Regions from separate parts of the Mus musculus genome. Here region 2 is linked to region 1. The links are chromatin loops, found by intact Hi-C in ENCODE. Cell type or tissue: left cerebral cortex. All regions are shown on one strand. Each heading gives the region's core, and the rest is flanking DNA. Links, peaks and the distances in the headings are about the cores only.

The links. A loop is a pair of places that touch in the nucleus more often than their neighbours do. Peaks named below come from ENCODE experiments on the same cell type or tissue, not always from the same donor. Only the 100,000 strongest peaks of a DNase experiment are listed, where the experiment ranks them.
Region 2: it touches region 1 in a loop (2.0-fold over the local background); 3 of 42 quality-filtered maps call a loop at or near these places.

Annotation. Positions count from the first base shown.
Region 1 is chr10:8,970,509-8,978,516 of GRCm38, reverse strand. No RefSeq gene overlaps it. Among named protein-coding and RNA genes, the nearest start is that of Gm51794, 34 kb to the left of the region's middle. In left cerebral cortex, for the core only: a CTCF peak has its summit at 4,347; DNase peaks (open chromatin) are centred at 4,036, 4,360 and 5,543; H3K27ac peaks cover 343 bases.
Region 2 is chr10:8,839,375-8,847,382 of GRCm38, reverse strand. The region is part of intron 2 of Sash1 (SAM and SH3 domain containing 1); the gene reads left to right. Among named protein-coding and RNA genes, the nearest start is that of Gm25410, 19 kb to the right of the region's middle. In left cerebral cortex, for the core only: no CTCF peak of the experiment used is centred there; a DNase peak (open chromatin) is centred at 3,446.

The DNA.
Region 1 (8,008 bases), core at 1,607-6,606:
TAAAGTCCTCTTCATGTCTTAAGCTAACTTCTTCCTGTTCACGATTCACGATGACCACGGGACTCATAAAGGAAGCAAGCATGGGGATAGTTGGAAATGCCACAGCCCCTGGAGCTTTGTACTCACACAGAAAGGGTGTTGACAAAAAAATTCCAGGAAGCAGGAAACTATCCCAGGCTATCCAGGGTCAGAGGACCAGACCAAACTAAGGTACACAGACCAGAGCAAGATGCAGAATTTACACTTTTTATTTAATTCTTGTAAAACACAGAGAAAAGCCAGTTTGAAATATGGAGCAACCAGGATCCGTTGCAGTAAATATTATTTGAGGGGGTTCTACCCCACCTTAGATCATTTAGTTCCCAAATAAAAGACATGTCCCTTTATATTTATAATAAGCCTTAAAAGCAGTAGAGCTGAGCAGATATCCACCCTCTTGAAGTTTCGTCTACTTCCTTGTGGATAACCCAGAAATATCATTTGCCCTGTCCCATATGGGCAGCTCCTGTTCCCACAGGCTGGGCCTTCATGGCCACGTACTCTCAATCCATGGTGGCTTCTTCTTTCAGTGTCCTCTCTTCCCTTCTCCTGGTCCCTGCTTGCCTCAGACCCCAAGCCTGAGAACTTGGCTCTTCCCCCTGTGTTCTGCCCAGCCCAGGCTATAGACATCTTTATTAACCAATGAGGAATAACTTGAAGGGCAAGTTTTATACAACAAAGATGGAGGTCTACATGGCGATCTCCTCACCATGGAGCAACCAGGTCTTGGGTACAAAATTTAGCATTTGAATACAAGCAGCACCTGACCAACCTCCTTCAAGGGTCAGTTCATAAGGAAATCAGGCTCTGCTGCTGAGTTCTAGAATAGGCATGCCCCATGCCCTCCTCCTCTGCACTGGTGGTCCAGCTATAGGAACTGGGTGTAAGCAGTAGAATCCACACACAGAAAGCCCATGAGCCAATGATACATGTTTGCTCTAAAAGAACAATTCAAGAACAGGGGTCTCTGGCCAATTAGCTTGCTGAACAAAGTTCTTGTCTGCGTTTTCACACAATTCAAATGAGGACAACATAAAATCAGGTAGAGGGTTACTGGTGCATAGCTACTCTGGAGACGACCCAGCAAGAGCAAAAGTCAACACTTATAACTTGATATTTCAATGCAATTTTCAGGTAATATTATCGTTTGTTCCGTCATACATCTCAATCACTCTATGTGGTTTTGATACATATTAACACACACTAAATTACTTGTTATCGTATACCAAATGCAGTCTGTGAGTTCTGCTTAGGGTGTGGAAATAACAACTAGGCCCTTAGCATGTAAATCCATGATTTATTAGGAATTTCAATCATCCATTTCTGTTCTTATCCTCTAAAACAAAATACACCATTTGCTGATCACAGGGCCAATTCACATTCTAAAAGATATGGGTTAGGGTAAACATTTTTAATCCAATGGGAGTGAAAGGGCTGAAAACTTGCTATGCAAAGACATATGGCTTGTTTCCGTTCTTCACGAAGCTCAGTCGTTAAGAATTACATCTGAAGAGGACAGACTCAGTACATTCATTTTAGAGCATGTTTTTATGAGTAAAGACAGCAGTGGTACTAGCTGGTATTCCTCATATGTAGCTAGTAGAAGGAACCTGTCATGCCTGCCCCTCTACTTCAGACTCTCTATAGCCTCCTTGTGGCTCCTAGAATGTCCCTGTCTTGTGACAAGTTGGTCATGTCTTCCCCTACACACAGCTCACAGCACAATTCCAGTGGATGCTGTTAGTAACCTACTATGAGAACGGTATGTGATAAAATGGGGTGCCAAGGTGACTGGAGCTCAGAGCTGTGCTTGACTCCATGCCTAGAATGTTCTACCCTAGGTGGCTTCTGCCTACTCTAATTTCTTCAGGTTTTGTTCGAATATTTCATGTTTCACTGAGCTTCACCTTATGGCCTCTTTTGGAGTTTTACTCATCATCTTCCCATCTCAAAACTCCACATTCCTTGTTTCTATCTGTTGTTACCCTACAGTACTTGTTGCCGATCAAAGATCATACGAAAGTTTCCAATGATTTGGGTCATTGTATCGTACCCACCCCATTCCTAATACAGGAAGAAGTCTGTAAGAGAAGGGATGTTTGGAAGTTTTGCTTGGTGTATTTTCAAAACAAGAAAAGTATCCCAGACATACAGTGGATCCTCAATAAATTATTTGTTTAACACATCCACTCCACCCCCTTATCACAACTCTACACATTTTCTTGTTGTAGTTTGTCTCTAAAATGTCTCCCAAGGAATCATGGTTGAAGGCATGGTCTCCCAACTGGTGATACTAGCAAGCGGTGTATTGATCATGAGAACACTAACCAACCAATAGATTTTCCCTGAGAACACCTTAGATGAACAAACTATTGGCAAGCAGGGTCTGATTAGCAGAAGCAGACCTTTGGATGGTATACCTGTCTGAAGTTCCACGTTTCTTTCTTGCTCCTTTCCTGCCTCTGTCTCTGTCTCTGTCTCTCATCCTCCTCCCTCTCTCCCTTCTTTCCTGTTTCCCTTACCCTGCCCCGTCATTCTGTCTCTCTGCTTCCTGGCTGCCATAAGGCGAACAACTTTAGTCCACATTCTCTTTTTGTGTAAAAGTAGGGGCTTTTCCATGCCCACCCTTGTTCTGAATAATGACACAGAAACATTTATATTTATTAAAATCTTCAGGCACTGCAGCTGGGTAAATATTCAGCTATTCTCACCCAACAATGCTGGTCTGGCCTACTTTCCACACACACGGCCCGTTGCCTGCCATCTTCGTCTCTTCCTGGGCATCCTTCTTCATCTATGTGCCAGTGGTGACTCTCCTGGTCCCCACCTGAGACCCTCTCTCTCTATGCATGGAAGTTCTGCCTTTTACTTCCTGCCCTTGGCTGTTAATTGACAGGTGATGCTGTCACACAGTGCAGGAGAGCTTATCCCTACATTCTTGCTGGGATGGATGCTCTGCCTCGCCAAATGCCCACCACAATGGAGCCAGCCCACCATGGACTGAAACCTCTGAGACCATAAGCCGAAACGACTATTTCCTCCAAGTCATGTATGTCAGAAACCTTGCCATGGCTGAAGAGAGCAACTACCATACCTCCATTGTGAACTCTGCCTACATACCAGAGTGGTAGCAAGAAGTCAATAAGTCTGATCAAAAATATTTTTACATTCACTCTGGGAAATATTGTCATTCTATAACCAAATCAGTAGGCAGATTACAGGAAGCCGGAGAGGATCGTGGTCAGGTGGAAGCAGAGACAAAAGCTACAAATCTGCAGTTGCCAAGTAGTTGACTGGCCTATGAGTTTGTCATGCCATGTGGCTGCTTCAACTAGGGACATAAGACTTACGCATGCATGTGTCTCAGTCTATTGTGAGCTGCTAAAAGGCAGAATCACAGATCTCATAACTTTTAAAGGATGTAAGCTGATTGGCTTATAGTTCTTGGGGCTGAGGAGTCTGCCATAAGGTTTGTGTCTAGAGAATCTGTTCTTTCCCTCCAACTTGGTGCTTTTCACATCCTCCAGCAGGAACAAAGCCTGGATCCTCACCCTTCAGAAGGCAGGAAGGACGGGAGAGAGGAACACATTGGACCGAACTCACCTTTCTTTAACAGTGTCATAACATTATATCAGCATGCTTTGATAATATCCACGAAAGCCCATTATCCATTGTTAAGGTTCCCACCTTTTAATAAAGTTCATTAATGTCAATTCTATTCCAACCTGAGTTGGAATGAGGACAATAATTTGTGCTTGTGGCAGCTCTTATCATCAGGACCTGATTAAGTGAGCTTTGCATCAAGCCTTGGACTTGCCAATCCTAAGCAAAAAGTGTAGGTTTCCTCTCTAGGGAGCCGTGAGAGTTAAAGAACTGGGTGTGTTGGCATTTCCTAAAGCAAATGGTAGCATCCCCAGTGTGGTCCTGCCAGGAGTATATTATCCCAAGACACTTTCACTGTAGCATAGCTTTCTAGGTCTTGCCAGAGGGAGTAGCAGTGAAAACTGGCTCTCTCACATGGATTCAGTCCAGTGTTCGTTCTGCCATGAGTTGGCAGCTTCTAGCTAGTGAGAAACAACCAGGTAGATAGTATTGAGGAACATTTCCTAAAGTTGTCCTCTGGCCTCCACATGAAATGAACACACACACACACACACACACACACACACACACACACACACACACACAGAGAGAGAGAGAGAAAGAGAGAGAGAGAGAGAGAGAGAGAGAGAGGTTTAAATGACATACCCCACACACACACACCAAAGTCTTGGGCATTTGAATACTCCGTCTCCAGTTGGTGGTGCTATTGGAGTAGGTTTAGGACCTATAGTCTTGTTGAAGGACATATGTCATTGTGGTTAGGCTTTGAGGTTTCAAGAGCCATGTGCTACTCCCACTAAGCTCTCTGCTTCTGATGCCTGCTGCTCAAGATGTGTGCTCTCAGCTTGCTCCTCCAGTTTCAATATTTGCCTGCCACACTTCCCACCTACCACAGTGATGGACAGTGATCTTTTGGAAACCCAAAGAAACCCTTCTTCTTGTGTAGCCTTAGACATGGTACATTACAGAAATAGAAAAGTGATGAATTCAACATGTATTCACAAACAGCCTCACACACACACACACACACACACACTCGTATACATACATACACAAGCACAGCCCATATACACACACACAAATGTTATTACTCTGAGTGCTTTTTTTATACTTCATCCTAATTGCAAAAACCAACCTTCATTAATACTTCTGCCCAGACAAGATACCTAGGGAGCATCTTGATATCCAGCACATACTTCCATGCCTTGAGTCTCACACGAGTGCTCATACACACCCCAGATAGGAGGCAACAGGTGTCGGCTCCTAACCAGTGCTCATGCACTGGCCCTCAGACTGCCTCTGCATGACCTAGTTTCTCAAGCAGTTGAGAATTTCAGAGTTGAACCAGAGAAATATCCTTCAAAGGTTCTAACAGAATTTCTGTGACTCAAAGCCAAGGTACCTTTATTGTGTGCATTTTTCAGTCTCTGAGGATGAACCAGGGTTTCACTGAAGGGGGGGAGCACTCCGACACACATAGCCAGAGCTGGCCGTGCTCCCCACACAGTATAACATAAGTTGACATTTGGCCCAAGATTGCACTGCAGCTTTGGTTATCTGGGTTATGTGAAGGGTAACGTCAACTCCTCCTTGTTTTCGTGGAATAATTGCTAATGAATATAATCATGTTCCAATGTCATCTGTTTCATTTGCAAGTTGGCAGGGACAGAAAAAAGGCAGCTTTCTTTAGAAACGATTAAAACATGGTATTGGGATGAGATCACCAGCTTACAATTAAGTCATTATTTTCCCCTTACATTAATAAATTTCAGTGATGGAACCCAGGATCTTGTAGCTGGCTCCCCAGCCAAAGAAGATCAAGTGTTCAGCATGTGGGCTGCCTTCCCTGAGTTTTCGGCATACTTTCCCACACCCGGGCTGTGGTGCCTGACAGGCTCCGTGCACTACATGCACTGTGTGGGGCCTCTGTGGACCAAGGCAGCTTGCAGCACTGGCCAACTCAGAACTGAAGGCTTTGCAACCCAGAAGAGGGGAAAGAGATTTTTTATTATTATTTAAACTCCCTAGTTGCCTTTATTGTCACCTGATCTGCTCTGAGCTAGTAAGTGAAAGAGACATTCTTTAAAGAGGAAGAAAAGCTAATAATTTTGTGCTGGAGGAGGTATCCTCCAGCTGAGGTCAGAAAAAGTTATCTGTTGCAAACTCCTAAGGCAGATTTCGTCTCCCACGTGACTCATTTTGTCTTCCTCGTCACTGTCTCTTTAGTTAGGTTTTTTTTATCTCTTTTTCTCTCTTACAAATGAAACATTTCAAAGCATCCAGAGACCTATTTGTGGTAAGCTCAAAAAAAAAAAAAAAAAAAAAAAAAAAAAAAAGAAAGTCTGTAAAATATTTAAAGCCTATCTCAGGGAAAGAAATATCCCCTGGAATTAGAGCCGTCAGATTCTGGGTTCTTTGAAATTCTATCGCTCTATTAAAGATTATTGCTATCTCTCTCTCTGGCCTTAAGACAGAAAAATAATCGGAAGAGCCCAGAAATGAGAACTGAGGCCTGTCATCCCACCCATCCCTTTAGCCATTTGTCAGACACTGAACAAATCATTTAACCTAGATGAAGAGCTGGATCATGTCCACAGGGAACCCTCTCACAGTCTGAGCACTTCCAAGCAAGCAGACATGGACAAGTACTGTGAGCACCAATTTATGAGGGTGGACTTCTAGAACTTTCCTAAACATACATGCTTTGAGATGAAAACATGCAGACAAATGGCATCTCCCCCTACTTCTAAAACTTGAAATTTATAGTCCCTTTGAGTTATGTCTGAGGAAGCTATGAGACTATGCCCATTGTAAAGTCTCAGGGTGCATATCTATATTCTGCATAAATATTTAAACAGAAAGTTTAGAATGCCTCTCAGTCACCATAGAGGCAATAAGCTATAGCACTGTACAGCTTCATAAAGGAGGCAAGCCTTGTGGTTCAGAGAGTGGAGTTCTGGGAGCCACAGAGCTGGGATTTACGTCTCTGGCCTTGAGATATTGATTTGGCCTCCCCGTGCTTCAGTTTCATCTGTACACAGGCTAAGTCCAGTACCTACCATTTACAACTGTTGTAAGGACTTCAGTAAATCAGTGGTTCTCAGGATGTGAATCATGACCCCTCTAACAAACTTCTATCTCCAAAAATATTTACATTTTGATTCACTACAGTAGCAAAATTGCAGTTACGAAGTAGCAAAAAAATGATTGGGGGGGGGTGGACACCACCACACAAGGAACTGTATTAAATAGTTGCAACATTAGGGAGGTTGAGAACCAGTGCACTAGATAATAATCGATTGGAAACAACTCTCTCTCCATTATCAGCACATAAGTAGTCAAATATGTATTTAGGTATGACTTTCATGAGCTGAGAATTTGGTTGAAGATGAAGAACATTAGTTCCTTCTGTATGGACTGGCTACTTCATTAAACCTTCTAATAATTTTCTTTCTCTTTCTTCTTTATAGATTGGGAACTATGTTTTATGTATACATTTTTATGTGCAGGTGTGTGTGTGTGTGTGTGTGTACATGCTTGTGTGCGTTTGTGTGTAAGTGCATGTGCACATATGCATGTGCATGTATGTGTGTGCATTTTTGTGTACATGTGTGTGCATTTGTGCATGTGTGTGTGCGTGTGTGTGTGTGTGTGTGTGTGTATGTGTGTGTACAAGTATGTGTCTGTGGTCTAGAAATCAATCTCAAATAGTGTTCCTCATTATACTACCCACCAAGCTGAGTTACAATTTGTTACTCAGCTTGGAGCTTGCAGATACCACTAAGCTGACTAGCCAGCAGCTAAGCCTGAGGGATTCCCCCGTGTTACCTCTCCAACACTTAGATTACAAATGTGCACGCTCAGCTGTTTTTTGTTGTTGGTGTTGTTTTGTTTTGCATGGATTCTGGGGGTGAAGCTCAAATCTTCATGTTTGAGAGACAAGCACGTTATCAATTGAGCTATCTCCTCAGAACCAAGTTTGGTTTATGTCCCAAAGCCTTCTCCTTATAGAAAACACACTCATTTCATTTCACTCTCAGCATTTGGGTTTTATTAACTGTCAGTCTTCTTCAGTTGTGTTCCATGTTTGCACTCGGACGAGCTTACATCCTGATGGTTTTATTAGCCTTCTCTGTTTTACCTAAATCTAGTCTTCGGCTCAGTTTTAAGAGACCATTTTTCTTTTGTCAGTAACTGGCTGAAATCAAGTCCTTATGATTCAGAGGGGGCAGAAAGGGTGGGAAAATATGTGAATGACTTCTCCAGTGTGGTGGGAACCTGGAGGGAGCACTCTTTGGGGAAGCCAAAAAGGCAGAGTTCCGTTTTACTTTTTTCTTGGCAACATAGTCTCTGAGAGTCTGATTGT
Region 2 (8,008 bases), core at 1,424-6,423, 130 kb after region 1:
GTAGCTTTAAGGAAAAAATAACCCATCCAAAGCAGGAAAAGCGTCATCATGGACTAGGAGCCTAAGACATTTCACAGGAGCAACAGTGGGGTGATGTGTGTCACGGGTTGCAGTCTCTTAGAAGATGGCTCCAGTGGACTGGGGATATAGATCAGTTGATAGGAGTGCTTGCCTGGCATGCAGGAAACTCCGAGTTTAGTTCCAGGACTACATATGCTGGCTGCCTTGGTGTGTGTGGACCTATAATACTAACCCTTAATAAGAGGATAAAGAGTTCAAACTCACCCTTGACCACATAGCTAGTTGGAGGCCATCCTGTACCTGAGCCCCTGTATCAAAAATCAAACTAAAACAATTAACATTGAGTTTGGGGTAACAGGCTAAATCATATTATGAATTTATTCTAAATCTTTTGGGTAAATTTTTGAGAATTGAGAACAAATATCCCGTAGAAAGGTATTTAGATATTGATATTTCATTCTCTTAGTCAGGGGTGAGGACCCTGTATTGTCCCTAAGAGCTAATTACATGTTAGCTGGAGGACAAACCAACCACAAGGATGACTTCACTACAGAGATGATTGACTTAGCCCTGAAAAAAACAAAAGGTTTTGATAATTATGGTGGAATCAACTTTCTGGACTAGATGGTAAGCCGTTTCTCAAGGACCCGAGTAGAATACATTTGGTAGCAGGTCCTTGGGGCCAGTGGTGAGGAAGGAAACAGAGAGTACAGACAGGTAGGACCTCCACAGTACACACAGGAGTTCTGATTCTCATATTGATGGGGAACATTTTTTACTTAGTACCAAATAGGCCTTAAAGGGACAGTGTGTTTGGACAGCAGCCATGGCTTCTACTGAGGATAAGGGCATTAGTGTTTGTGAGCTGTGGGGAAGAGGCCCATATTTCCACACATTTGGCACCTCCTGAGCACCATGTGATTATTTTGGGCTGGGGGAAGATGCAATCAGAAGTGGCAGCATCGTTCCAAGTCCATAATGGGCTCATCTCTAGTGATGCTAAGTCTGACATCTGTCAAAGTGGCACCCTGGCCAGGAAAAAGGACACGCTCGAGGCGTCGGTGGCATCGGCGGCATCGGCGGTGGTGGCAGCGGCCTCTTATTACTGGCAGCATCAGCTTCCTTGGTGTCTTTGAGGTTTAGACAGTTTGGATTTTTGCAGAAGACAAGTTTGTGTGGTCCTTGATAGGGTATAGAGCTGATACAGGAGTCTCCACCTGTGCTGACCTGCAGTTGATGGTGTTTGTTGGTAGCTAAAGCCTGGCCTGGAGATTCTGCCAGATTGTTATCATGGTGATGTGTGTACACAAGAAAGGAGCCAGGTAGAGACTTCCCCAGATCTTTGGAGAGTAGAAACATAAGTAATGATAGAGCACTGGTACAGGGGAGCATCAGAGCCACTGGTCTCGATGTGTGGAATGCTTCTCGGTTATAGTTGCTATTTCTGGCGTTGAATAATTTCATTTTTTTTTTTTTAAGGTTAAGTTGTAGTAAGATCATCTTCCCAAATACAACTCTTAAGTAATATAACAGCAATAAAAGCAAATCTGGTGGTATACATCTGTAGTCCTAGCACTTAGGAAGTTGAGGCAGGAGGACTGGGGAGTTGAACCCAGGTTTAAATTCTGTCTGCTTCACTTTCTCATCACCAAGCCTCAGATTCCCTCTCTATAGCTGTCTCCTAGTTAAGAGGAGTAAGGGAAACAAGCTGGAGGTCACCCTCAGTGACTTGGAACTGTTTGTTTCTTTTCCTTCTTCCTCGTCCAAGTTCAAACATGCCTGCAGGAGTGGGGAAGAGTTTCCATTATTGACACTTCATTAATATCATGTGGGATTTTAGCTTTTTGTTTGGGGGAAATTTCAAACACACATAAACAGTAATGACAATGAGTTTCCTGTGCATGACACCCATCCTTGGCCCTTCCAGCATCCTGTACACTGATCTCGTCTTTACTCCCTCCTCTGACAGTGCTGGTATGACTCTTTTAAGGCAAAATGCAAGCCCACACTCAGTTCTCTAAGTGAACACACACACACACACACACACACACACATCCTGATTCCCATTTTTGAGATTGTTTATGTATGGAATCAATTGAAAATATTTAGTGAGCATAGAGCCTACACTTGGTTGGCATTTGAGTGCTTCCAGAGATGCCAAGTAAAGATATTCTCTCTACCCAAATAAGAGCTCAGAGCGTGCTAGGCACAGGAGACGCTAACAGACAGTTTGGAGGTGACAGAAATGCAGACGAGGTCGCTGGCTCAGGAGGGAAGTTTGGAAGCAGCGTGGAAGTGACGCCTGGGCTTCCCAAGTACAAAGAACTTGGGAGGCTTCTTTTTTTTAAACATAGGAGGTGAGCATAATGTTAAATAACCCGAGGTAGAGGTCAAGGTCATAGTTTGGGTGAAGGCCAAAAGCTGAGAGTCCATTGAAGAGCATGAATATTCCCGGTAGTGGAAAGCAAGGACTGACTGATATGGGGACAGGGTTGTGATGCTCTTCGTGGGACCTTGGGTTATCAAATACAGAAAGAGATTGAGCAGATGCTCTTCTGATTTGTCTGTTAGGCAATGAAAAACAACCGTTTTTCTCTTTTGACCCCCATTGACCAACCGGGCCAGGATGTGTGGGAAGCCACATGTGCCCGTTGCAGGGTGGTGCTGGTTACCGTTGGCCACCACGCATACATAGGCAGTAAAGTTTTTTTGCCGAGATGAGGTTTTGAGAGTTAACCAATCAGATGAGAGACAAGTTAACCAATCAGATGTAGGCATGCAAATGAGGTGGTAAGCATAACCCATGCATAACCAATCCGGGTGTGAGACACACCTCTCCTAGGCCTATATAAGCAGCACCAGTTCTGGGCTTGGGGTCTCTTAAACGTGTGCAGATCCTATTGTGGCATCGTTCTTGCTGGCAAGTCGGGCGCTCACAAGGATGAACTTGTTCTTGTTTGGCATAGCTTCACACAGACCCCTCTGTGGGACTTTTTGTTATGGTTTTTGATCGTTCTTCTATACAGACAGCAAAGCCCGTGGAAAGCATAGTTTCTGCACACCGTGGCTTCTGAATATTCTAGAAAGTATAGAGAAAGTGAAGTCATCTAGGTTAATCTGCAGGGTCCCAGTATCGCTAGGGAAGGCTTGCAGAACTGAGAATGAGGGACCTCTGAATCTTTACTGTTCCTGTTCTGGTTTTCATCAGACAAAACTCCGACAACCTTGTTACACACTCCTGAATGACTCCTCTGGAGCCCCCGCCCTCTGAAGCTGGCTGCTCTGAAGGGCGTTTGTTTTGTTGTTTTGCCTTGTGTTAGCTTCCATTATTCCCTAGCTCTGGGCCACTGTTGACTAGCAGATTGCAATCGGAATCCGTGGGCCGGAGACTGGAGTCTGAAGTCCGTTCTGCTGGGGGATTCGCACACTCGATGTCAAAACACACTGAGGCATTATTTATATCTTAAGCCAGATGGTAACACTGCCCCCTGCTCTGGCTCCTCTCAGACAAAGTCACATTTGTGTTCCCATGGCAGGTCCCAATTTTGTCAGCAGTTTTTGTGCATTGCACGGCACGAATGTCACCGTAAACAGATCTCTTGGTGCTGGGTTTGATCTTGGCCTACGGCACCTCTGCTTTAACGAGAAGGGCTTTGCCATTCCAACAATGCATTTGCGGGCTTCTGTCTTTTCCTTGGTGGTCTTTGCTTGTGCAGTCACAGACACCTGTGTGTGGTGTGAGGCCTGCAGAGTTTTCAAAAATACCTCAGCAGCCTCGTCGTTTTGCTCACAAGTGATCAGAAGTGACCGGTTTTAGTTTGAGTTGATAAAAGACACCAAGAACAGAAGGCCCTGAACTGTCTTCTGTTTAAAATATAAACACCCGGCTGAGGAGATGACTCAGTAGCCTATACTGTGCCTGCCTCTCAAGCAGGATGGCCTCGGTTCAGACCCCCGGGGTTCATGTGAAAGCTGCAATTGTGCTTTGTGTCTGTCTACAATCCTGATGCTGGCAGTTGTTGAAGACAAGTGCATCCCTGGAGCCCACTAGCCAGTTGCTCTAGCCAGTCGGTGAGCTTCAGGTTCAGTGAGAGACCCTGCCTCAAAAATAAACAACATAGGAAACTAGCTACCTGAGACTCTGCCCGTTCCCCATGTGCACGGCACACACACACACACACACACACACACACACACACACACACACAGAGGGAGAGAGAGAGAGAGAGAGAGAGAGAGAGAGAGAGAGAGAGAGAGAGAGAGAGAATAAAAATATTTAAGTGTGAACAAATGTCAAAAGGGGAACAATTTGTTGTTTCTACTTATGTAGGTCTGAGAGACTTCCCGAATGCTAATAAAATTCACATCAGCTGGGGAGAGAAAAGCCTAGAAACTCAAGGGAAAGATCTGTGGATAAATAAATGAGCACTCACTTCCCTGGGGCAGGAGGCACGTGGCGATATTGCCTGTCCTTTCCAGTAAAGGCCAGGCTAGTGTTTCTTTTGGAACCCTGGACTATTAAAACCAACTGGGCAAAATTGTAGTGTGATCTAAAGGTTTACATTTATTAAACACTTTAAAAAAACATGGAAGATTACAGTGCTAATAATGAGCTAATTACAGGCTATTAAAAAAAAAAAGTTTAATTTGTAACCCTCTAGAGGTAGTTTGGTCTCGGAATGAAACACAATTTGAAGGAATGAGTGTGGTCCCGAGGGCTTCTTCTTAACTGGCTTGGCTGTAAAGGGGTGGGGCGTTTGGAAGGGACCAGTTGATGAAGTCATAATTTATAGACACTTTTGGGGTTTGGGGGGGGGACGACTCGAGGTGGGACCTGTTGGAGGAGGTGGGTTTCTGGGGTTTGTGGCTTAGAAGAGCAAAAGCTGTTCCCTTCCTTGTTCTGCTCTTTGCCTTCTGTCATCATGCCTGTCACATGTGCCCTGCAGTGTGGAGCAGGCTCACCATTTATAGCAGGTCCTGAAGCAGTAGAGAGTGGAGCCATCGTGGCCTCTCAAACTGTGAGCCAAAATTTGTCTTTTCTTCTTGTTTTTTCAAAGTTGTTTTCTCAGATAATTTGTCACGGCGGTGAATGTGTGTGTGTGTGTGTGTGTGTGCGCGTTTAGGCAGTCAAAAGGAGGAGTTTCCAAGCTATGTCTGTGATGTCATTGGATGAGACCATTTGATGAGACAGTCTGAGGTCAGATGTGAGAACTATGGCATAGACATGATAGTAGCCCACCTCTCTTCCAGGGTCTCGCTTGGAGCATGGGGAAAGTTAGTATCTGGAGTGGGGGCACAGACAGGTCTATAGAGAATCTAGCTTGCTGGTCACCTGGGGCTGGGCTGTGAGCTTTGCAGAGGATATCATAGCTGTCCTCGACTTCTTTGGTCCACAGATCCACATTTTAGACTGATGTCCTCCCTCAGCTCTGGCAGGAAAAAAAAAAAAAGATAAATTATTCTCCACTCATGAAATGAGCCAGTTCAAGCCAGATTAGGATATATAAAGGCAGGTTTATTGGGAAGCCACTCTCAGGTGGGTTCACTGGTCCCAAGGAACCAGGCCAGGGAAGTCACTGTGGGCAGGGAGACAGAGTCGAGGGGGAAGAGAAAGAGAGGAAAAGCTCACACAGGGAGAGAGAAAGCCCCAAAACGTCTGGATTACACAGAAAAATAGCTTCTTGTGGAGGGGAAGCCCAGCCCCTGGGCTGGAAAGTTCAGGGTAGAGGCCCTGCCTGTGTGCCAGCTAGGGACTGAGGGATGCTGGGAGGACCTGGAGGCCAGGTCCACTTTGGTATGTTAAATATGCACCTCAACTGTTTGTCCCAGGTCTGAATCGCACACACATACACACACACACACACACACACACACCTACCTATGCATTAATTTATTAATCATTTATATGCTGGGTGGGGTTTTAACCTCAAGCCTTGTATGTCCCTTGCAAATGCTATTTCAGTGAGACACTGCTTAGCCTCATTAGCACATACTTTGGTTTTTGGTTGGCCATGTTTCGAAAACCTCTTTTCAGATTACTGTACCCATTTCGGCAGGGTGTTTTGATTTGCAGTTGGTCTTTTTCATTTAGTTTGGAAGTTTCAAGGTTTGAATTTATTTATGCATTCATCCACTTAGGCCTTTTGAGACAGGGTCTTTCTACGTAGCTTTGACTGGCTTGGTATTTGCAGGCTACCTTTGAAGTTTTGAGCGTCCTGAATGCTGGGGTTAGAGACATGCACCTCTACAACCAGCTTTAAGAAGAGGAAAGCAAGATAGTGAAGTGTTGATGAAGTTCGTTTTGTGTCATTGGTTGGGTCTGCTTTTCAACCATGTATGTGGTATCTGGTAAGAAGAAACTATATGCTAATGTGGTGTATTTCAGGGACAACACTCCATCCCCCATCCTACCAACGCCTCACAGAGCTTTACCCCTCGAGTCTTACCTTTTCTTTACTATGCCCTGCATCACTCATCAAAGAAACATCCCCGCCTCCTTGATCTGTCCCTAAATGTCAGGCCCTATATTACAAGTGGAGATTTAATTTAATACCTTTAGCAGTAAAATTAGAGTTCAGAGTCAGGATTCTATCCTTGGCATTCCACAGCCTGTGAATAAATTATTCATTTATAAGGGGTAGTTTGAGAGACTTTCTGCAATTACTTAAAATATGAAGATGCTCTAAATTTGTGCCACAGCCCCGCCATTTATCTCAGAGATCCGCCAGAAGCCAGAGGAACTTAATCAAAAATAAATCAAGGACAAGTCCAGACCAAATTGGAAGCACGTCATGAATATTCGTGAACATCTGGATTTGTTTGTGGGGGTGAGAGTTATTTTTCTAATATGTGCGGGGGCTCTCTTAACAAAGATGCCCAGAGGAAGTCGGATTTCCATCTGTGATTTCAAAGGGTGTATTTGTTTGTGTTTGCCCTTTCTCCTTGGTTCTGGGCTTCTCTTCTCTAAGCTATTCCTTTGATCTCTATCTCTGTCCATTTCTATACTTTATCTGAATGCTTAGTTGGAGGCAGGCACTTGGCTTGTGGAGATTAAATCTTTCTTTATAACTTAAGAGAAATTTTACTATTTAATGTTTTTGATGAATTTTTTACATGTCAGTGATGTTATAATTACCTAGTGATACATTCTGCATCCTTAGGATTCTCTGCGTGTCTCAGCCTCAGGGCATTTTATTTGCTGCAGGGAACTGGAGTGGAGGAGGCTATACTAACTGCCATGCTGATAATTACCGAAGTGACATTTTAAAAAGCGCATTAGGCTTGGTAAGGCTTCCATGTCTCTTCCCTTATTGAGTTCTCTTAGTGAGCTGGGGGTGGATATGAACAGCTGTATGTAATCCACAGGACAGGGGCAAAACCTAGTGATCCAGAAAGGGAGATAATCTAATCCCGGGCATTGCCCAATCCACTGTGTTCCCCAGGATAGACCTTTGTGAATACCTTCACTAACTCTGTGTGTGTGTGTGTGTGTGTGTGTGTGTGTGTGTGTGTGTGTGTGTGCTGTGTGCTGTGCAGGGAGCAGCTTACAGGGATCACTTCTTTGCTTCTATGTTGGTTCCAGGGACTGACTTGTGTTGTCCGGCTTGGTGGCTCCTTACCCACTCAGTTGTCTTACTAGCTCCTCCTCCACTTCCTTCTCCTCTTCTTTTCCTTCTTCTCCTCCTCTCTCCTCTTTCTCCTCTTCTTCCTCTTGTTCCTCCTTCCTCTTCCTTCTTCTCTTTCTCCTCCTTCTCCATACCCTCTTCTTCCTCCTCTTCCTCTTCCTCCTCTTCCTCTTCCTCTTCCTCCTCCTCCTCTTCCCCCTCCCCCTCCTCCTCCTCTTCCCCCTCCCCCTCCCCCTCCTCCTCCGATAGGGTTAGTTATATTCTCAGCCCAGGCTGGCCTTGATTTGGTAATCCTACTTTGGTGTCCTGGGCAGTTAGAATTTATAGACATGCTGTCTTAGGATTTCTATTGCTGTAATGAA